Linked DNA regions of Homo sapiens: region 2 is linked to region 1. Evidence: read pairs that join two places in POLR2A ChIA-PET (ENCODE). Cell type or tissue: PC-9. All regions are shown on one strand. Links, peaks and the distances in the headings refer to the core of each region. The heading gives the core; the rest is flanking DNA. Region 1 holds the start of TMED6 (transmembrane p24 trafficking protein 6). Region 2 holds the start of LOC105371325 (a long non-coding RNA gene).

Region 1 (11,606 bases), core at 1-8,000:
CTGTAGAAGAAAGCGAGTGGGTCAAGGCTGGAGTGCAGAAATATGGGGAAGGAAACTGGGCTGCCATTTCTAAAAATTACCCATTTGTTAACCGAACAGCTGTGATGATTAAGGATCGCTGGCGGACCATGAAAAGACTTGGCATGAACTGAAACAGGCTTTCATTTCCACAGAATTCACAGGAGCATGGTTCCTAATAATAGCCCCTGATAGTCTGCTCTTTCTTTCTTTTTCTTTTTTTTTTTTTTTTGAGACAGAGTCTCGCTCTGTCACCCAGGCTGGAGTGCAGTGGCGTGATCTCGGCTCACTGCGACCTCCGTCTCCCGGGCTCACGCCATTCTCCTGCCTCAGCCTCCCGAGTAGCTGGGACTACAGGCGCCCGCCATCACGCCCGGCTAATGTTTTGTATTTTTAGTAGAGACGGGGTTTCACCGTGTTAGCCAGGATGGTCTCGATCTCCTGACCTCGTGATCCACCCAACTCGGCCTCCCAAAGTGCTGGGATTACAGGCATGAGCCACCGCGCCTGGCATCTGCTGTTTCTTTCAGAAGCTGGGCTGGGATGAGAATTTTGGGCAACCTCCTTCGACGTGGGGGAGGTCCCATTTCCACTTCATCACTGTTGGAGATCATGGAGCTAAGAAGCAGAGCCAAGTCCACCCATGTCCTTGGCAGAGATGACAGGCACACAGCTTGTGCAGTGCCAGAATATCATTAGCGTTTCCCTTCTTTAGTGGTTTGCTTAAATTTAAATCCCTGGTAATCTGTAGAACCTTCTCCTAGGAAATGGTGAAGTCTATTAGGAGCCACTTGTGACTCCATGACCTGTTAAAACCAGCAATGTGAGTATTATTTGGAGTAAATTTGTTCCACGTCAAGTTCTGGCCTTCTGATGCAAATGCAAAGGAACTTAGTCTGTTATGAACCCAGGTTGATGACAGACCAGTCCTTGTGGAATAAGATTCCCTTTAAAAACTCTTTAGCCAGTCGTGACATCAACCCTAGACCTGTCTGCCTTGGCATTTGCTGTCAACATCTGCTGGGCTATGTAGGCAGGTTAATCCTCCACTTCTCATGTGGTTGAACCAGTGTGTTTTTTGGTAAAATGGTGATTGTAGATAAGATTAGTTCCCTGATCCCCTGCCCCCTGTCCCCTGCCTCTTTTCCCAATTCCCTTCCTTATGCTGGACTTTTAAAGCTTAAAAAAAATCCGATTGAATATAAATGCCTAATTTCATTCTTTGTGAAATGGTTGCTTCCTCCTGATTCCCTAATTGTGCTGTGTTCGTGTCTTGCACTGGAATTCAACATTCCCTTCTCCTTTTGTACTGTGTTGTGCTTGCTGTCTCTCCCGGACACCCTTAAAGACTGTCTTTTTAGCAAAAAATTTCAGTAAAGTGTTTTCTGTAATCTTTTTTTAAAAGGTGAGAACTAATTATTGTCCATACTTGTAGCATTCTTCATTAAAGTCTTGCTTCTCTCAACTGTAAGTAGCTGTTTAATTGCAGCACAGCATGTATCCACAGAGGGAGGTAGCAAAATGTTAAACTTTGCTGAACTATTTTGATCAAGAAGCTGATGTCAGACTTTATTGAATGTTTTAATCCTTGGAAGCTATGTCAAACAGATGATATGGAAGTTTCCTCTTAACCTTTCAGTTTCCTCATATATCATTTCTGGGGACAAAAGAATTCCCCCTTTCTCACTTCTGAGTGAGTGAAAGGCAAGGCTTAAAGAAATGCTAAAGTTTTAAAATTCATCCATTAGGCCAGGCATGGTGGCTAATGCCTGTAATCCCAGCACTCTGGGAGGCCGAGGCAGGAGGATCACTTGAGGTCAGGAGTTCGAGACCAGCGCGGCCAACATAGTAAAACCCTATGTACTAAAAATACAAAAATTAGCTGGGCGTGGTGGCGGGTGCCTGTAATCCCAGCTATTCAGGAGGCTGAGGCACAAGAATCGCTTGAACTCGGGAGATGGAGGTTGCAACGAGCCAAGATCATGCCACTGCACTCCAGCCTGGGCAACAAAGCGAGACTCTATCTCAAAACAAAACAAAACTGGCTGGGAGCCATGGCTCACCCCTGTAATCCCAGCACTTTGCGAGGCCAAGAAGGGTAGGATCACCTGAGGTCAGGAGTTCAAGACCAGCCTGGCCAACATGGTGAAACCCCATCTCTACTAAAAATACAAAAACTTAGCCAGCCATGGTGGCAGGCGCCTGTAATCCCGACCTCTCGGGAGGCTGAGGCAGGAGAATTGCTTGAACTTGGGAGGCGGAGGTTGTGATGAGCGGAGATGGTGCCATTGCACTCCAGCCTGGGCAAAAAGAGCAAAACTCCTTCTCAAAAAAAAAAAAAAAAAGTTTAAAATTAAAAATTTTGAAAAATACAAAATTAGCCAGGCATGGTGGCAGGCGCCTGTAGTCCCAGCTACTCGGAAGGCTGAGGCAGGAGAATCGCTTGAACCGGGGAGGTGGCGGTTGCAATAAACCGAGATCGCACCACTGCACTCCAGCCTGGGTGATAGAGTGAGACTCCATCTCAAAAAAAAAAAAAATTCATCCATTAGTTACAAGTTGGAAACTTCATACAGCTTTATTACCTATTAACTGCATTTTGGGGTTTAGTACCTATTGTTCTTCTATCAACCAACCCCAACTGAAACCACAGGGAGAAGTTGAGAACTTGAGCTCCTTTCAGGCTAGCCGCCTTCTGCCTGCAGCTGGTTTGGTCTCCCTCTGAACCGGATTAGAATCCAGAAGCTTTTCTCCCCTTAACTCTCATGTGAGTCAATGGTGCTCTCCAGGTAGAGGAGTGAAACTGATGCATTTAGGGAAACAAAATATCCTAATCAGTGTTTCTTTTTATTTATTTATTTATTTATTTATTTATTTATTTATTTATTTATGAAATGGAGTCTCACTCTGTCACCCAGGCTGGAGTGCAGTGGTGCTATCTCAGCTCACTGCAAGCTCTGCCTCTGGGTTCACACCATTCTCCTGCCTCAGCCTCCTGAGTAGCTGGGACTACAGGCACCCGCCACCACACCTGGCTAATTTTTTGTATTTTTCGTAGAGATGGGGTTTCACCGTGTTAGCCAGGATGGTCTCGATCTCCTGACCTCGTGATCCGCCCACCTCAGCCTCCCAAAGTGCTGGGATTACAGGCGTGAGCCACCACACCCGGCATCAGTGTTTCTTAAACTTGAGAATGCCTATGTTCATTAATATTTTTTCACATAATTCAGTGTTGTTTTTATTATAGTTATTGAAATGTGTGCAAAGATAAAACTATGCTTACAGCTTCTGTAGAACTATAAAACTTACTATGAACTGACGATTGTTTCGCCGAAACCAAGTCACTGCTTATGGCATGACCAGTGCTAGGACTGCGACGGTGGTGGGACTCGGGTGGGGGATGCCTGTGCCACGTGTGCTGATAGAAGTTCCCAGACTCTTCTGTCACTTGAGCAAGACTGCCATAGAGCCACTGTGCTCCCAGAGTGCTGTGCTGTCATTTGGCCTTTGCTAGAACTGAACCCCATGTATAGAGTCTGTTTTCTGCCTACTTAGCTTGTGACACTTTGAGTCAATGCAAATAATTGCTGGAAGGTGTTAATGCTGTTTTGTTTTTTGTTTTTTAAGATTATGACTAAGGCTAGGCACGGTGGCTCACACCTGTAATCCTAGCACTTCAGGAGGCCAAAGCATGGGGATCACTTGAGCCCAGGAGTTTGAGACCAGCCTAGGCAACATGGCAAAACCTCATCTCTACAAACAATACAAAAATCAGCCAGGTGTGGTGGTGCACTCCTGTGGGTCCAGCTACTTGGGAGGCTGAGGTGGGAGGATCGTTTGAGCCCAAGGGGGTGAGGCTGCAGTGAGCTATGTTTGTGCCACTGCACTCCAGCCTGGAAGACAGAGTGATACCATCTCAAGGAAGCAAAAAAAAAAAAAAAAAAAAAAGATTAGGACTGAAAAATGGTTAGGCAGTGTCAGAACTCAGAGACTGACAGCTTGAGAATGAGAAACACTGTCCTGCCTGGTGGTTAAGAGCATGAGCCCCCACCGGGGACCCAGCTCTGCCAGGTGTGCTTGTGGGAGCGTGAGCCACCACTGGAATCTCTGAATGTCTGTGTCCTCATCTCTAATGCCAGAGCTCACAATACCTCCCTTGCAGGGCTATTGTGAGAATAAAATAAGATGCAGGTAAATCTTAGCTCAGTGCCTGCCATGAAGGAGGTGGGTGTTGAAATCATGAATAAAAGAATAAAGATTAAGGATGTGAATAATATAATTGTCTTTAAGTGGGTTCTGGATAGTTTTTTCCCCCATGGGTGCTGAAGAAGTCCTGAATAAAAGAAAGATCAAGGCTGGGCGTGGTGGCTCATGCCTGTAATCCCAGCATTCTGGGAGGCCGAGGCGGGTGGATTACTTGAGGTCAGGAGTTCGAGACCAGCCTGGCCAACATAGTAAAACCCTGTCTCTACTAAAAATTCAAAAATTAGCCGGGCATGGTGGCAGGCACCTGTAATTCCAGCTACTCAGGAGGCTGAGGCAGGAGAATCGCTTGAACCGGGGAGGTGGAGGTTGCAGCGAGCAGAGATCGTGCCACTGCACTCCAGCCTGGGTGACAAAGCTACGCTCCATCTCAGAAAAAAAAAAAAAAAAAAAAAAAAAGATTGAGGCTTTGGATAATATAATTGTCTTTCAGTGGGTTTGGATAGCTTTAGGTGACCGTTAGGTGAAAGGCATCAGGACGAGGACTGTCAGTGGAGGGGTCTAAGCACCATCCTCTGGCACTGTATTCATCCATTTACATCTTTGCACACACATGCTGTGATTTGCTCTGAGCTGCAGCATTGGGGAGAGAGAAGTGTTGCCCCATGTGTTTATAGGAGCAATTTGATGTAAGAGAACAATCCCCCCAGCCAACTTTTTGTCAGTGTATTCAGAAGTTGTAAACTTACCCACTATTATATCCCCAAGAAGCAGGAACTAAAAAATGACAGCCCTAATGAAGGGTGGAAAGACCTCTTCTGAGGTGGTAGATTCTATGTAGCACCCATGAAGTAGGTTTGGTAAGCCACTGAGTTTTTGAGGTGAAAGCAAAATTTCCTCCTGCGAGCCAAACATGGGAGTATCATGGCAGTTCTATGATGAATATCTATGTGTGGCCCTGAAATGGGCCGTAATGTGACTTGTGGAGTTAATCATTAGCCCAGCGGTTGTCTGAACGACTTGATTTCCCTGGGCTGCGAGCAGTTCACCTGCAGAGGAGGCTCCAGAAAGCGGCATGTCCCCTTTGCTCTTTGGGGCTGGGCTGGTCGTTCTGAATCTAGTGACGTCTGCCAGGAGCCAGAAGACAGAACCTCTAAGTGGCTCTGGGGACCAGCCACTCTTCCGTGGAGCTGATCGATATGACTTTGCCATCATGATACCTCCAGGAGGCACGGAATGCTTTTGGCAATTTGCCCACCAGACTGGATACTTCTATTTCAGTTACGAGGTATGTGGGTGACTGGCCATACTGGGGGGCTTTTTTTTTTCTCCTTTACTCATAAAGTGGGTCAGGTTTTAGGCCAAAACAAGGTCTGGTTGTCTTTATTATGCTGTGATTCCCCACCTGTTAATGAAATGGACCTGCAGTTAGAGGGAAACTCCAGCTGGGTGAATAATCACCAACAGGAGCTAAAACATATGGTTTGGCTTCTTACATCAGGGGCCATGCTCAAAGCCATGGGGCAGACGGGGTGCCTCTCCCTGAAGAGGTAATCATTACATGTACTCGGATTTGGGGATGAGAGGGGAGAGAATACATTTTTAATATATTAAAACAAAATTGGATAATGGTGCTTTGGAGACTGATCCAGAGATTTCAAAGAAGGCTGCTTCAGCTTATGGGGTGGGGGAGTAAAGGTTCTGCTGCCTTTAGGAGCAATTCTGGCAAGTCAGAGATTCACTAGGTCAAGTTTTTTGTATTCGGCCAGTTAATCCTATTTTTTTTTTTTAGGACGGTAAGTGTTTTCAAGTTACTTATTCAAAGGTCAAGTACTTTTACCCATACTATGGTCTTATATCATGCTGTCCAAGGATGGTGAACTCAGTATGAAAGTTAGAGGCTGTTCATTTCCTTTGTTCTTTATCTTAGAAATCGGTTAACTTTCTAATTTTTGTTTACATAGTAATAGACTTTGTTGATCTTACTCCACTGTAACAACATTTATTTTAAATAAACTTATCAGAGACTTTTCTTACCTCTGAATTTCTATTAGAACAGCAGCCACTACTAAGCTCACTGTGGCCTGGCCTAATCAAGATCTAGCTTGGGAGCAAGTGTCCATGGAGTGCTTGTTGTAGGTGTGCACTGCCAAGCAGCAAATGCCCAAATCTGGGACATCATTGGGGAGCTCAACCACCAAGCAAGTTCATTCAAGAACTCTACAGCCAGGCCGGGTGCGGTGGCTCACATCTGTCATCCCAGCACTTTGGGAGGCTGAGGCAGGCGGATCACCTGAGGTCAGGAGTTCGAGACCACCTTGGCCAATATGGTGAAAACGCATCTCTACTAAAAATACAAAAATTAGCCGGGCTTGGTGGCATGTGCCTGTAATCCCAGCTACTTGGGTGGCTGAGGCAGGAGAATCGCTTGAACCTGGGAGGTGGAGGTTGCAGTGAGCCAAGATCACTGCACTCCAGCCTGGGTGACAGAGCAAGACTCCGTCTCAAAAAAAATAAAAAATTCTACAGCCAGAATCGTACTTTTTTTTTTTTTTTTTTGACAGAGTGTTGCTCTGTCGCTCAGGCTGGAGTGCAGTGGCATGATCTCGAGTCACTGCAATCCCTGCCTCCCGGGTTCAAGCAATTCTCCTGCCTCAGCCTCCAAAGTAGCTGGGATTATAGGCGCACGCCACCATGCCAGGCTAATTTTTGTATTTTTTAAGTAGAGACAGGGTTTCACCATGTTAGCCAGGCTGGTCTCGAACTCCTGACCTTGTAATCTGCCCACCTCGGCCTCCCAAAGTGCTGGGATTACAGGCGTGAGCCACCGCGCCCGGCCCAGAATCATACATTTTAGTGGATCCACACTAGCTGTGTGTTCCGAGCAAGGCATGTCTTCTTCACACGGGTGCTGTTGGCATTCTGGGCAGTTCTTTGTCCTGCTGTACTGTTTCTTACATTGCAGACGTTCAGCAATGCTGTGCTGCCTCCCCTTAACACCATCACTGTGATACCTCAGAATCCTCCAATCAACTCCAAACCCCAGCAGGGGGTTGGGCAGTCCCACCCCAGACAGAGACCGCTGTGCTGATGACCGTGGGACGTCAATCTTACCACTCAGCTGGCTTCCTCGTGATGTAGCAGGGGTTCTGCTACCTATTTAATGTGTCTTGGCAGGTTCAGCGGACAGTGGGGATGTCACATGACCGGCATGTTGCTGCCACGGCACATAACCCACAGGGATTTCTCATAGACACCTCCCAGGGTGTTCGGGGCCAGATTAACTTCTCTACCCAAGAGACAGGTCTGTTTTCATTACCATGGCTATTATAATAATCATAGGGTCCTATGAAATTACAGAAATAATGAGGAAGTATACAGAGATGTTTTAACAGTAGGAAAAAAATTCAGCCTTTAACACCAAAAACCAGTGTTCCTGGAGGCTGCTGACCTCCAAGGATGCCAAGTGGCAGTCTACTGACGATTTGGGGGCAACACTCCAGGTGAGCATTCTAAGTCTAGGGTTCAGCCGCTCAATTTTATCTCATCATCTCCAGTTAATCAGATTCTGGGAAAGTGACCAAAAAACAGAGACCCATTTATAATACAGAATTCCAATTAACAAATGGATTACAGGGAAGCATGTCTTTCCAGTCATCAGAATATTTGAGTCAGTTACTAAAAGCAGATTCAGAACAAAAGAAAATGCATGATATCCATGTGAGATATCCACACTCCACAGCAAAGCACTCCTCCAGCCAGGTCAAGCCTGTCCCACTTTGGAGAGCAGCAGTGTCTTAACTGCCCTCTTTAATAGCCAGCTGCACTAAAAAAGACATTTTCTCAACAGGGGCATCAGACAGTCCTTCACTATGAAGCACAGCATGTGTATCAGTGTTAAAAGATCTTGAACAGGCTGGGCGTGGTGGCTCACACCTGTAATCTCAGCACTTTGGGAGGCCAAGGTGGGCGGATCACCTGAGGTCAGGAGTTTGCGACCAGCCTGACCAATATGGTGAAACCCCGTCTCTACTAAAAATACAAAAATTAGCTGGGTGTGGTGGCAGGCGCCTGTAATCCCAGCTACCTGGGAGGCTGAGGCAAGAGAATTGCTTGAACCTGGAGGCAGAGACTGCAGTGGGCCGAGAGCGCGCCATTGCACTCCGGTCTGGGCAACAGAGCGAGACTCGTCTAAAAAAAAAAAAGATCTTGAACATCTTTGGCCCCTACATGCCAGTAGTGCCTTCCAATCATTTTGACTTTCAAACACTGCCACACCTTTCTAATCCCACCCCACCCATCTTCTACCGGTCCTCTCCACCTTGCTCCTTCCCACCCGCTCCCCACCCCGCGCCCCCCTCCCCCCCGCACACACAAAGGGAGGCAACCCCAGCCCCAACAGATATAACCAAACCATGAGTCACTGTACACACCGCCTTGGAGGCAATCACTCCAGGAGAGCTGCTTTCATGCACTATGCATCTATTTTTTTTTTTTGTCTTTCCTAATTTCAAGTTCAAGATGGTGTCCCTAGCTTTAATTGTATACAAGGACCAGGCAAACACCATGCTCTTAACTTCAACTCAATCTGTTGAGCAGGAGTTCCTTAATACAAGATGTGGGAATTATATGTTAAAGAGAAAACATTGTTTGCCACTACCCAGTATGGAAAGAACGAGTTACTAAAATTTGGCCAAATATAATAAGTAATATTTAGTATAAGTTTAACATAAGGTCCGTGTCTTCCATGTCAAAAACGGGATCTTTGTACTTTCTAAGTAAAAAGAAGGTCCTGTAGTAGAATTCCAAAACTAGAGGACAGATACCTCCAGGGAATCCTTAACAAAGGGGAGGAGACCAAAGACTTGGTAATGATCTAAGAATTCCTACAGGTTTTTATCAGCTTTGTCTAAGTAATCAGCATAATCACTTCGGTTCTGTGCAAGTGTACCTCAACTTTGGGGTCTTCTATGAGGGGCCTGAGACTGATCACAAACAGAAGGAAAGAAAACAACTGAATGATACTCTGGATGCAATTGAGGTAAGGAAGTGTTTTGTGGAAGAGAAACATCTGTGGAAACTGATTTTTAACTTCAGAGGGAAGATGACTTCATTTAGGTAGAAACCAAACAGGCAAGGGGATGTGAATTTCTTCATAAATTATGACTTGGCTGGGCACGGTGGCTCACGCCTGTAATCCCAGCACTTTGGGAGGCCGAGGTGGGTGGATCACCTGAGGTCAGGAGTTCGAAACCAGCCTTTCCAACATGGTGAAACCCTGTCTCTACTAAAAATACAAAAATTAGCTGGGCGTGGTGGTGCGCACCTGTAATCCCAGCTACTCGGAAGGCTGAGGCAGGAGAATCGCTTGAACCCTGGGAGGCAGAGGTTGCAGTAAGCCGAGATCACGCCACTACACTCCAGTCTGGGATACAGCAAGACACCGTCTCAAAATAAATTACGACTTGAAGCTCTTGAAATTCCATCTTCGTTTTATACCAAGGGTTGGCAAACTATGTATGGCTGACAGGCCAAATCTGGCCCATTGCCTGTTTTTCTTTAAATTGAGATATAATTCATACACCGTACACCATCTAAAAGTGTGTAAGTCAGTGGTTTTTTAGTATATTCACAAGGCTGTGCAACTATCAGCATCTAATTCTGGAAGTTTATCACCCACCCCACCCTCAAAATCCCACTCCCCATTAGTCATTCTCCATTCTATTACCCCAGGCCTGCCTATCACTGTTCTACTGTCTCTATAGATTTACCTATTCTATACTTAATTTTTGAGACAGGGTCTCACTCTTGTCCAGGCTGCAGTGTGCAGTGGCTTGATCACAGCTCACTGCAGCCTCAACCTCCTGCGCTCAAGCAATCCTCCCACCTCGGCTTGCCAAAGTGCTCAGATTCAGCACTTTGAGCCACTGAGCTGAGATTACTCAGCATTATGAGCTACTGTGCCGAGATTAATCAGCACTTTGAGCCACTGTGGCTGGCCTCTATACACTTTATTTAAATGGAATCACACAGTACATGGGATTTTGTGACTGGCTTATTTTTATTATTTTTTGAGACGGAGTTTTGCTCGTTGTCCAGGCTGGAGTGCAATGGCGCAACCTCAGCTCACTGCAACCTCTGCCTCCAGGGTTCAAGTGATTCTCCTCCTCCCAAGTAGCTGGGATTACAGGCACCTCTCACCATGCCCGGCTAATTTTTGCATTTTTAGTAGAGACAGGGTTTCACCATGTTGGCCAAGCTGGTCTCAAATTCCTGACCTCAGGTGATTGGCCCGCCTCGGCCTCCCAAAGTGCTGGGATTACAGGTATGAGCCACCGCGCCCAGCCAAGACTGGCTTCTTTAATTTAGCATGTTCTCAACGTTCATCCATGTTGTAGCATGTATCAGTACTTTTCTTTTTATGGCTGAATAATACTCTCTTTTATGGATACACATTTTATTTATCCATTCATCAGTTAATGGACATGATGGATATTTAGGTTTTTCCACCTCTTGGCTATCATAACGTGGCTATGGACATTTGCATGCAAGTTTTTGTGTTAGCATGTTTTCATCTGTGTATACCTGAAAGTGGAATTACTGGAGACTGTTTACCACAGTGGCTAAACCATTTTAAACTCTTGCTAGCAGTGTATGAAGGTTCTAATTTCTCTACTTCCTCATCAACACTTATTTTTTGTTACAGTCATCCTAGTGGGTGTGAAATGTTATCTTGTGGTTTTGAGTTGCATTTCCCTAATGATTAATAATGTTGAGCATCTTTTCACGTGCGTATTGGCCATCTCTCTTCTTTGGAGAAATGTCTGTTCGAGTCCTTTGCCCATTTTAGGCCAGGCCAGTTGGCCCAACACCTGTAATCCCAGCACTTTGTGAGGCTGAGGTAGGATAGCTTGAGCCCAGGAGTTTGAGACTAGCCTGGGAAACATGGTAAGACCCTGTCTCTACAAACAAAACAACTTTTTAAATGACCCGGGTGTGGTGGCACATACTTGTGGTCCCAGCCACTCGGGAGGCTTAGGTAGAATTGCTTGAACCCAGGATGTCAAGGCTGTGACAGTGAGACCCTATCTCAAAAAAATGAAAATCCTTTGCCCATTTTACTTTTTTTTTTTTTTTTTTTTTTTTTTTTGAGAGAGTCAGTCTGTCGTCCAGGCTGGAGTGCAGTGGTGTGATCTCGGCTCACTGCAACCTTTGCCTCCTGGGTTCAAGTGATTCACCTGCCTCAGCCTCCTGAGTAGGTGGCATTACAGCCACGTGCCACCACGCCCACCTACATTTTGTATTTTTAGTAGAGACGGGGGTTTCACCATGTTGGTCAGGCTGGTCTTGAACTCCTGACCTTGTGATCTGTCCAGCTCAGCCTC
Region 2 (11,606 bases), core at 1,144-9,143, 170 kb before region 1:
ACACAAAGCCAGGCCCACAAGGGGACATGAAAGAGTGTTTCACTGGTCATAGAATAAATAGATTTTCTGTGTCACACTTATTGTAGAAGTCTCTATAAAGTGGATTGTGGAGATAGCGACCTAGAGGGCACAGATACTTCACTGGGGTGAAATGAGACCATTGTGTATGAGCCAGCGGTCTCATGTTAATTCTATTTGGCCCACACATAGGGTGACCAACTCATCCTTATGTGCAGTGGAAGTTCCACATCCCAGCCGGGCGCAGTGGCTCACGCCTGTAATCCCAGCATTTTGGGAGGCCAAGGTGGGCAGATCACCTGCGCTCGGGAGTTCGAGACCAGCCTCACCAACATGGAGAAACCCCGTCTCTACTAAAAACACAAAAAATTAGCCAGGCGTGGTGGCGCATGCCTGGAATCCCAACTACTCAGGAGGCTGAGGCAGAAGAATCGCTTGAGCCTAGGAGGCGGAGGTTGCGGTAGCCGAGATCGCGCCATTGCACTCCAGCCTGGGCAACAAGAGCAAAACTCCGTCTCAAAAAAAAAAAGAAAGAAAGAAAAGAAAAGAGAAAGAAAGTTCCACATCCCAGGAAACCCCTTATCCTAGACATCACAGGAAACAACTCAGTCCTGGACAAACCGGGATGGTTGGTCACCCTTCTTACATGATCATTTCTTAAAGCCGAATTCATAACCAACATTCACAACTGAGAGGATTTCTCATGAAATATTCCAAATGTCCAGAATCTCTTAAAAACTGGACAGCTTGGTAACTCTGCACCCAAATTTTGCACATGGAAACAATTGGCTGGTGTTGAGCGGTAGCAGCTTCTCCCCGATGGATCAAGCACTCACTGCTTTGCCACAGTCCCCATCACTCCTTGTCTTACATACACCCGTCCACTTCACTCCAGGTATTACCTGCCTGGCTCCTGTAGCATTAGAGTTTGCAACCCTTGAGGTAAATGTACTCTAGCCTTTGAAGAGCTTACAAATTTAAGAGATGGCCGTGCACAATGGCTCTCACCTGTAATCCCAGCTACTTGGGAGGCCAAGGTGGGAGGACTGCTTGAGGCCAGGAGTTTGAGACCAGCATGGGCAACATTGGGAGACTCCTGTCTCTATAAAAATTTTTTTCTTAAAATTATCCGGTTTGGTGGCATGTGCCTATAGGCCCAGCCACTCCAGAGGCCAGCCTGGGCAACAGCGGGAGACCCCCGTCTCTAAAAAACAAACAAACAAAAACTTAAGAGACGAAACTTTTAAAAGCTGACCCTGGGTTACTCCTTTCCAAATGTTCCAAGATAGGAATATTTTAGTGGCTACAAAACACCATCAATTTTCTTCTTCTTTTTTTGAGACGGATCTCGCTCTGTTGCCCAGGCTGGAGTGCAGTGGCACAATCTCGGCTCACTGCAACCTCCACCTCCCCGTTCAAGCAATTCTCCTGCCTCAGCCTCCCGAGTAGCTGGGATTACAGGTGCATACCACCATGCCCTGCTAATTTTTGTATTTTTAGTAGACACGGGGTTTCACCATCTTGGCCAGGCTGGTCTCGAACTCCTGACCTCAGGCAATCCACCCACCTCGGCCTCCCAAAGTGCTGGGATTACAGGTGTGAGCCACCGCGCCTGGGCAAAACACCATCAATTTTCTTACTTGTGCTCTTACTTAATAAACAAAGTAATGTAAACAGTGAGACTTTACACTGTTTGCCATAAAACTTAGTGGTGGTGGTGTTCAACGTAAAAAAAAAAAAATTAAAACTCCGCTGTTTTCATCTTGAATTGACCCTCAAGCACAAATTCTAGTTGCAAGTAATAGAAACCGAATCTAAAGTAGTTTCAGGAGAGAGACTGATTTAATGACTTCTGTAATCAAATTACAGACCAGTGGGAGTGGGTATCTGGATCCACGGTCAACTGGATTCAGAAACTCCAGTTCTGCTCAAGCCAGAATTCTGTTCCAGGTTCTCTGCAAATCGGCTTCATTCTCTCAGGCCAGCTACTCCACAGGGAAGGGGAAATGAACAAAGGCAGCTCTGAGCTGACATCCTTACTATTTGAAACCCAAAAGGTGGAAATGTTGTGGAGAGAGGGAGTACACTTTTTTCTACTAGTTGGAAAAATCCTAGGAAAGAATTTCTGTTCCTGGGCCTATCTAGGGTCTGTTCCCAGAAGAAAGGAGGGATGGGTTTCAAGCAGGCCCAAATCATATCTACCAACAGGTCACTCTCTGTGGGTTTTAATGATCTTTAGAGTCCTCCAGGTTGGAAGCTCTTCTCTGTAGTCTAGTTTTTTTGGTAGCAGTGATAGTAACCATAATTGCTTACAATGCGCCAGACACTATTTTCATTGCTTTGCATATTACATGCATGTGCATAAATACATATTATCTCACTTAATCCCCTCAACAACCCCCTAAGGGAGTTTATTCTCCCTGTTTTACAAATTTGGAAACTAAGACACAAAGCAGTTAAGTAGTTGAGACGCTTGCCAAGTGGGCCCGACATCAGCTGTGAACTGAACCCAGGCGGCCTAGCCAGAAATCACAGGGCCCAATCATATCACAGCTGCCTATCTGAGAGAGCTATATACTAGACTATAAAAGATTTGTCACAAACGCCTGCGTGCTGGCAATGCGCAAAGGTGTGACCAATAATGGTGTGGCTTTCCATCTGTGAGCGTGGGTTGGGGACTGGGTGAGAGGTCTCCCAGATTCCTGCCATGCTTGCTACCTGTGCTGGGAAATCCGGCTTTGATCTGCCCCTGGAGCCACCGGGCACAGCACTATCTGTTTATCTAGCTCTCCGCCAGGCACCTTGCCTCAGACTCTCCCGCTGCTGCATTTTTACTTCTCATCAAATCTGCATCCAGTGACCCGAGTCCTGCATCAGTAATCAGAAAAATCATGTTTTGATTTTTTGTTTTGTTTTGTTTTGTGTTCCTAGTCTAGACTCTGTTTCTAACAGAATACAAATAGCAACATGTTTGTTGATTGTCTGGGTTTTAGAGGACTTAAACTCAATTGAACAAATGCGTAGTGAGTTTCTACAATGAGCCTATGTGGCCAGAGGTTATAGCAACAAGTGAGAAGCAGATTCTGCCCTTAACAACCAAAAAGCTACATTTTTAAAAAAGGACTTATCTCTAAACTCTCCGTTCTGGATTAGGCAAAAGCTTTCTGGATGGTCTGGGTCCCTTCAGTTTCTCGATGTTTTCAATTCTTTGAAAGAGCTGCAGCCAGTCTAGTGGCTGTAGAATGCCGCTTTCATCGACAGCAGGAACGTCTTTCCTCCCACCCCAGGACTAAATCGGACCTTTAAATCAGGCCTTCTCCCTTACCTTGGGGTAACCCAACCCAAGTGAATTGATTTGCTCCCTGCATTGTTAACCTGTGGGAATTAAGCTTGTCTATTGTTGTCTCCTGGTGCACACCCCTTCTTTGTAATTGACCTTCATCCAGAATTCTTGGTAGGCTTAGGCAGCCATATTTTAATCACATGATTTTCTTCTTGGCCACAGCTGATTGGTTCTGAGTGATCACCTGACCCAGCCCATGGGCTGAACTGAGCCAATCGGCTTCTTTGTCCTTCAGAGTCTGACTTAAATAGTTCAGAGAGTGAATGAGGAAGGTTGGGCCTGGAGCAGGAGAGTATTGTGGCATTAAGATGTCAAGCTTGCACCAGGTAAAATCCTAATAAGAGAGATAAGCCAGAGGATGAAGCCTATGTACAGAAAAGAGCAGAAGTAAGAGACCATCCATGAGGCATGATCGCAAGAGAGGAAAGGAGAGAAGGAGGAGGGTCGGTGCCCAATTTACCAGGTCTCTTTTGAATCCATGTCTTAGCCTTGGATGTCTGATGCACCTTTCAATAAACTCCCAATTTATTTGAGCAAGTTTGGTACGGCCTCAGTTTCATGCAACTTAATTGATTAGAATATCAAAATATTTTGCCCATATTATGATTATCACAGTTATTACAATAAAAGATAGATATTCTGCCTATCCCCAACAGATGGTCATGTCTTTTTTTCATCTTTCTGTCTCCACTACTTTCCCTTGCCTCTGTGCCTAGAGCGTAGCATGTGCTCAATAAAAGCTTGATGAAAGAATGAAGGAATGTTCATCTCCTCTAAATTTCTCTGCCTGGCTTTCCAGCCTTCCCCCATCTGGCCCCGTATCTAACCTCATTACCCACTACTCCTTACTCCACACCCTCCACTGTGGTTAAACCAGTCTCACCAAGGCATCCGGCTCATTTCTCTGGGCCTTTCCTCATGCTGGAATGCCCTCCTCCCTCTTCTTCACCTACTTATCCTTCTTAAATCAGCCCCCTCCTTCTCCATCCATTCTTCAGACATTTACTGAATGCCCACTGTGTGTCAGACATTATGCTAAGCGCTGGGCTACAGTGGGGAAAAAAACAGATGTGCTTTCTGTAGCCATGTTACTTATTGTAAAAGGGGAAAGATGTATTCGTTTTGAAGAGAAACCAGAGTATATGTTGCTTATTGTCTTACAAACCTTCCCTGTGAAGTTTCCTCCAAGAGCTGCACCACCCCCCGCCATCTCCTGCTCATCTTCCTCCTCGCTTACCTCGTTTAATTCTTCCTAACTCACATCACTGTTTGTTAACAGGTTCTCTTGAGTTTGTTTTGCCCACCAAGCCTCCTCCTATTAACTGGATTTTATGTGTCTTCAGGGCTGAAGCCTGAATCTTGTACTTTTTCTATTTATACTTACGTGGCTCAGCAACAGGGACACAGTGGGCACCTAAAAAATAACTCTTCACTGCCTGCCTGCTTGATCAAAAATGTCTCCTGCCCTCCTGGCCTGGTAAATGAAAGGACAGAGAGGTATTTGTCTGTCTTTGCAATCCCAGGAATAAACATCAGCCTGGATTTCAGCTGATCCCCATAACCCTGGCCATAAAGCACCATCTAAAGCCAGGGGAGAGATGAACAAATAGAGGTTGTATTTGTTCTGTTTAGTCCCGGGTACTCTGGGGGAAGGCTTCACAGACCTCCTCACCACAAACCCATGCTAACAAACAAGAAGCCACTTCTCTGGCAGTCTCCTGTACAGTGTCCTTTTACCTGGGAGTCAGCTCCCTTGTCTCCAGCCCTTTTGAAAGACACCTTTCAGCTCTGTGTCTTTACTGGGTGGAAGGGAAAGAAAAATTAGGGGCACTAGATTTCATTCTCTCCCCAGACATAAGCAAAGGTAGTCCACCCCAGACCGAGCTCAGCAAAACCTCACCACAGAGTTTCTCTGCATAAAGAAAGTGCCTTTTTGAAACACAAAGTCAGTCTTTCAAATCAGGAAGGGAAAAAATAACCCACCAACCAACCCCAAACCTGCACTTGGCCAAAATCCTGAGGTTGGTGGCAGGATTGAACTGAATCATTTCTCTTTACTCTGATTGCATCAGCGACAGGCAGCTACTTGGTCCCCAGAAGAGGCCTCATGCCATGTTTGTGCCTAATTTTGATTCCTTATTTTCTTGTAAGCAAAGCCATCTTAACTAATGTGAGATGGGAATTGGGTTCAACCCAGGTGGCTGAGGCCAGAAACTGATAGTTGTGAGACAGAAACTGTTATACCCATTAGGGGCTGTTCCTCTTAAGTCTAAACTAGCTCCATCTCTCTGTTCCCTGTTTGAGAGGTTCCATGATACCTTTGACATGAAGTCCTAGCTCTTAAGTATCCTAAGTTCTATGTAGTGATAACTACAACTTTTTGAGCAAAGTCTTCCTAAGTACTCTGCCCTTGCCTAGACATTATATATAAAGTATTTCACTGGATCCTTTAAGAAAACAAACACCCCATGAGGTAGGTGCTATGGTTAGATCCATTTTATAGATATGGAAACTGAGGCCCAGAGAAATTAGGTGCCTTGTGCATAGCTGAGGCGGGACTTGGACCCAGGCTGCTGACTACAAAGCCTACACTCTTTTTTTTTTTCTTTTTTTTTGAGACAGAGTGTTGCTCTTGTTGCCCAGGCTGGAGTGCAATGGTGCGATCTCGGCTCACCGCAATCTCCACCTCCAGGGTTCAAGCAAGTAGCTGGGATTCCAGACATGTGCCACCATGCCCAGCTAATTTTGTATTTTTAGTAGAGATGGGGTTTCTCCATGTTGGTCAGGCTGGTCTCAAACTCCTGACCTCAGGTGATCTGCCCGCCTCAGCCTCCCAAAGTGCTGGGATTACAAGTGTGAGCCACCAAGTCCAAAAGCCCACACCCTTAATCACTGTGCAAATGAGTCTCCCTTTCTTCTCACCTTTCCAAGGACCCCCCATTCTCTAAAGACTGAAGGAAATTCCACCCCCTTCCAGATATCTGCAGCCCACTCTGAGCTCTCCCTTAACTGACTGACTTCCTCTAGTCTGTTAACACCTCGCAGGACATTTTGAAATCATCATTCATTTGTGCAATAATTATTGAGCACCTATGTATGCCAGACGCTGTTCTAGGAGACCCAGCTGTGAACAGAACAGACAAAAGTCCTTGCCCTCACGGACTTTACATTCTATGGAAGCAGACTGACACGCAAAAATACAAATACACTTTGGGAGGCTGAGGCGGGTAGATCGCTTGAGCCCAGGAGTTAGAGACCAGCCTGGGCAACAGGGTGAAACCCCATCTCTACAAAAAATATAAAAATTGGCCTGGAGTGGTGCTGTGTCCCTGTAGTCCCAGCTACTCCGGTGGCTGAAGCTGGAGAATGGCTTAAGCTCAGGAGTTTGAGGCTGCAGTGAGCTGTGATGATGCCACTGCACTCCAGCCTGGACAACAGAATGAGACCCCATCTCAAAAAAAAAAAAAAAAAAAAAGAATATAAATACGTAAAAAAATTATATTAAGGCCAGGCGTGGTAGCTCACACTTGTAATCCCAGCACTTTGGGAGGTCAAGGCAGTGGATCACCTGAGGTCAGGAGTTCGAGACCAGCCTGGCCACCATTGTGAAACCCTGTCTCAACTGAAAATACAAAAATTAGCTGGGCATGGCGGCACACACCTGTTGTCCCACCTACTTGGGAGGCCGAGGCAGGAGAATGGCTTGAATCTCGGAGGAGGAGGTTGTAGTGAGCCAAGATCACGCCAATGAACTCCAGCCTAGGTGACAGAGCAAGACTCCATCTCAAAAAAAAAAAAAAAAAAAAAAAGAAAAGAAAAAAACTGTATTAGATAGCAATAAGTGCTAAATTGAGAAATAAGACAGAGAAAGGAGATAGAGAATGTGTCAGAAAAGGTAGAATTGCACACAGAGTGGCCAGGGCAGGCCTTACTGGGAATGTGATACCAAACTTCAGAGCTAAGAAGACTGAGGCATGGAAAGGGAAGGGCATTTGAAATGGAGGGAAGGGAAACTACAAGGGCACAGAGGCCGACGTGTGCCTGCTGCACTCAAGGAACAACGAGGGGACCAGCGTGACGGGAGGAGGACAAGTGAAGGCAAGCATAGTTAGGAATGCAGTGAGAGAGGTGAGAAGAGGACACCAGCCTCTGTGGAGGCCTGCAGAGCCTGGCGAGGGTGTTGGTGTTTATTCCGAGTGGAATGGGGAGCTCGTAGAGGATTCTGAGTAGCCTAGTGTGGGGTGGGAAAGTGTGATGCCTTTCCTCACCCATCATAAAGGTCACTGCCAACACTCCTATAACAAAAGATAGGTTAACAAGAGAAAAGCCTAACACGTTTGTTTGTTTATTTATTTATTTGAGACTGAGTTTCATTCTTGTCCCCCAGGCTGGAGTGCAATGGCGCAATCTGGGCTCGCTGCAACATCTGCCTCCTGGGTTCAAGCGATTCTCCTGCCTCAGCCTCCTGAGTAGCTGGGATTACAGGTGCCCGCCACCACGCCCGGCTAATTTTTGTATTTTTAGTAGAGACGGGGTTTCACCATGTTGGCCAGGCTGGTCTCTAACTCCTGACCTCAAGTGATCCGCCTGTCTTGGCCTCCTAAAGCGCTGGGATCACAGGCCTGAGCCACCACGCCTGGCCCTTACACATTTATTTAATCAAAGGTTTTTTTTTTTTTTAATGCTTTAAGTTCTAGGGTACATGTGCACAACATGCAGGTTTGTTACATATGTATACATGGGCCATGTTGCTGTGCTGCACCCATTAACTCATCATTTACATTAGGTATATCTCCTAATGCTATCCCTTCCCCCTCCCCCAACCCCACGACAGGCCCCGGCGTGTGATGTTCTCCACCCTGTGTCCAAGTGTTCTCATTGTTCAATTCCCACCTATAAGTGAAAACATGTGGTGTTTGGTTTTCTGTCCTTGTGATAGTTTGCTCAGAATGATGGTTTCTAGCTTCATCCGTGTCCCTACAAAGGACATGAACTCATCCTTTTTTATGGCTGCATAGTATTTCCATGGTGTATATGTGCCACATTTTCTTAATCCAGTCTATCATTGATGGATATATGGGTTGGTTCCAAGTCTTCGCTATTGTGAATAGTGCCGCAATAAACATATGTGTGCATGTGTCTTTATAGCAGCATGATTTATAATCCTCTGGGTATATGCCCAGTAATGGGATGGCTGGGTCAAATGGTATTTCTAGTTCTAGATCCTTGAGGAATTGTCACACTGTCTTCCACAATGGTTGAACTAGTTTATAGTCCCACCAACAGTGTAAAAGCATTCCTATTTCTCCACATCCTCTCCAGCACCTGTTGTTTCCTGACTTTTTAATGATCGCCATTCTAACTGGTGTAAGATGGTATCTCATTGTGGTTTTGATTTGCATTTCTCTGATGGCCAGTGATGATGAGCATTTTTTCATGTGTCTGTTGGCTGCATAAATGTCTTCTTTTTAGAAATGTCTGTTCATATCCTTTGCCCACTTTTTGATGGGGTTGTTTGATTTTTTTTCTTGTAAATTTGTTTAAGTTCTTTGTAGATTCTGGATATTAGCCCTTTGTCAGATGGGTAGATTGTAAAAATTGTCTCCCACTCTGTAGGTTGCCTGTCCACTCTGATGGTAGTTTCTTTTGCTATGCAGAAGCTCTTTCGTTTAATTAGATCCCATTTGTCAATTTTGGCTTTTGTTGCCATTGCTTTTGGTGTTTTAGTCATGAAGTCCTTGCCCATGCCTATGGCCTTAATGGTATTGCCTAGGTTTTCTTCTAAGGCTTTTATGGTTTTAGGTCTAACATTTAAGTCTTTAACCCATCTTGAATTAATTTTTGTATAAGGTGTAAGGAAGGGATCCAGTTTCAGCTTTCTAAATATGGCTAGCCAGTTTTCCCAGCACCATTTATTAAAGAGGGAATCCTTTCCCCATTTCTTGTTTTTATCAGGTTGTCAAAGATCAGATGGTATTATTTCCGAGGCCTCTGTTCTGTTCCGTTGAACTATATCTCTGTTTTGGTACCAGTACCATGCTGTTTCGGTTACTGTAGCCTTGTAGTATAGTTTGAAGTCAGATAGCCTGATGCCTCCAGCTTTGTTCTTTTGGCTTAGGATTGTCTTGGCAATGCAGGCTCTTTTTTGGTTCCATATGAACTTTAAAGTAGTTTTTTCCAATTCTGTGAAAAAAGTCATTGGTAGCTTGATGGGGATGGCATTGAATCTATAAATTACCTTGGACAGTATGGCCATTTTCACAATATTGATTCTTCCTATCCATGAGCATGGAATGTTCTTCCATTTGTTTGTGTCCTCTTTTATTTCGTCGAGCAGTGGTTTGTAGTTCTTCTTGAAGAGGTCCTTCACATCCCTTGTAAGTTGGATTCCTAGGTATTTTATCCTCTTTGAAGCAATTGTGAATGGGAGTTCACTCATGATTTGGCTCTCTGTTTGTCTGTCATTGGTGTATAGGAATGCTTGTGATTTTTGCACATTGATTTTGTATCCTGAGACTTTGCTGAAGTTGTTTCTCAGCTTAAGGAGATTTTGGGCTGAGATGATGGAGTTTTCTAAATATGCAATCATGTCATCTGCAAACAGGGACAATTTGACTTCCTCCTTTTCTAATTGAATACCCTTTATTTATTTCTCTTGCCTGATTGCCCTGGCCAGAACTTCCAACACTATGTTGAATAGGAGTGGTGAGAGAGGGCATCCCCGTCTTGTGCCAGTTTTCAACGGGAATGCTTCAAGTTTTTGCCCATTCAGTATGATATTGGCTGTGGGTTTGTCATAAATAGCTCTTATTGTTTTGAGATACGTCCCATCAATACCTAGTTTATTGAGAGTTTTTAGCATGATATTTAATCAAAGTTTTACATGACACAGGGAACTTCAGAAATGAAGACCTAAACACCCCGGGAAAACTGTCCATTTTTCTGCTTAGCTTCAAGGAAGAATGGGCGGCTGTGTAGAGATGTGATTAGTCAAGGGGGGTATGATCTAATGCAAACAGACTGAGGGGGAAACCTAGCAAGGCCTGTCTGTGCCGATTCTTCTTGGCCTTTCTGTGTAGCATTTCTTCCTCTCAGATATAGGGTAGGACCTTTCTGGAAAGAGGGCCTTATGACTTACTCTCAGATGAGGGAGGTCAGAGAATTTCTTAATGGCCAGCTCCTCCACAGAAAGGTGGGCGAAGGTTAGAGTGAGTGATATTTCTAGGGGGAGAAATATCACTTTGGGGGAGAGGGGTTCTACATTTTTGGGTGTTTTGTTTTTGTTTTTTGAGATAGAGTCTCACTCTGTCGCCCAGGCTAGAGTGCAGTGGCGCAATCTTGGCTCACTGCAAACTCCGCCTCCCGGTTCAAGCCATTCTCCCGCCTCAGCCTCCCGAGTAGCTGGGATTACAGGCATGTGCCACCGCGCCTGGCTAATTTTTGTATTTTTGGTAACGACGGGGTTTCACCATATTGGTCAGGCTGGTCTCAAACTCCTGACCTCAGGTGATCCACCCACCTTGGCCTCCCAAAGTGCTGGGATTACAGGCGTGAGCCACTTTGCCCCACCCAGGTTTCTAGTTTTTATGATGTGGCTTGGAGAAAGAGGAATTCTGGTTTCTATGACTCACTTCAGTGGAGAAAAAGGGGCAGGAGATAGGAGGGCAAGAAAATGTCAGAGAGATACTTTGCTTCTGAGGCCTTCTAATGTCCTTTAGTTCAAAGTACTAAGCCTGCCAAAGCACTATACTTTGGGGTATCATTTTCTGAGCCCTAACATTTGCATTTTAACAGTACAACTCTGGGCCAGGTGTGGTGCGTCATACCTATAATCCCAGCACTTTGGGAGGCCAAGGCGGGTAGATCACCTGAGGTCAGGACTTTGAGACCAGCCTGGCCAACATGGGAAACACTGTCTCTATTAAAAATACAAAAATTAGCCGTGTGTGGTGGCAGATGCCTGTAATCCCACCTACTTGGGAGGCTGAGGCAGGAGAATCGCTTGAACCCAGGAGGTGGAGGTTGCAGTGAGTTGAGATCGCGCCATTGCACTCCAGCCCAGGCAACAGAGCGAGTCTCCACCTCAAAAAAAAACAAAACAAAACAAACAAAAAAACAGTACGACTATGGCCATTGTGTTGAGAGCAGACTGAGGAAGCACAAGGCAGGGATGCTGTGAATAATGGTGGAGGCTGATGGTGGCTTGGATGGAGGGAGTGAAGGTGGCAAGAGTAGTTGGATTCTG

The links. ChIA-PET counts read pairs that join two places held together with the same protein. Peaks named below come from ENCODE experiments on the same cell type or tissue, not always from the same donor. Only the 100,000 strongest peaks of a DNase experiment are listed, where the experiment ranks them.
Region 2: POLR2A ChIA-PET joins it to region 1 with 11 read pairs; 3 of 35 experiments call an interaction of 5 or more read pairs at or near these places.

The regions. Positions count from the first base shown.
Region 1 is chr16:69,345,444-69,357,049 of GRCh38, reverse strand. TMED6 (transmembrane p24 trafficking protein 6) reads left to right here and starts at 5,264. Exons shown (of 4, transcript NM_144676.4): 1 at 5,264-5,509; 2 at 7,399-7,525; 3 at 9,114-9,262. The coding sequence starts at 5,297. TERF2 (telomeric repeat binding factor 2) reads left to right here. Exons shown (of 10, transcript NM_005652.5): 10 at 1-1,483. The coding sequence ends at 152. In PC-9, for the core only: no CTCF peak of the experiment used is centred there; no DNase peak of the experiment used is centred there.
Region 2 is chr16:69,514,868-69,526,473 of GRCh38, reverse strand. LOC105371325 (a long non-coding RNA gene) reads right to left here and starts at 3,799. Exons shown (of 3, transcript XR_933697.3): 1 at 3,394-3,799; 2 at 2,737-2,886; 3 at 1,917-2,003. RefSeq lists an enhancer at 2,364-3,563. In PC-9, for the core only: no CTCF peak of the experiment used is centred there; no DNase peak of the experiment used is centred there; H3K27ac peaks cover 1,719 bases.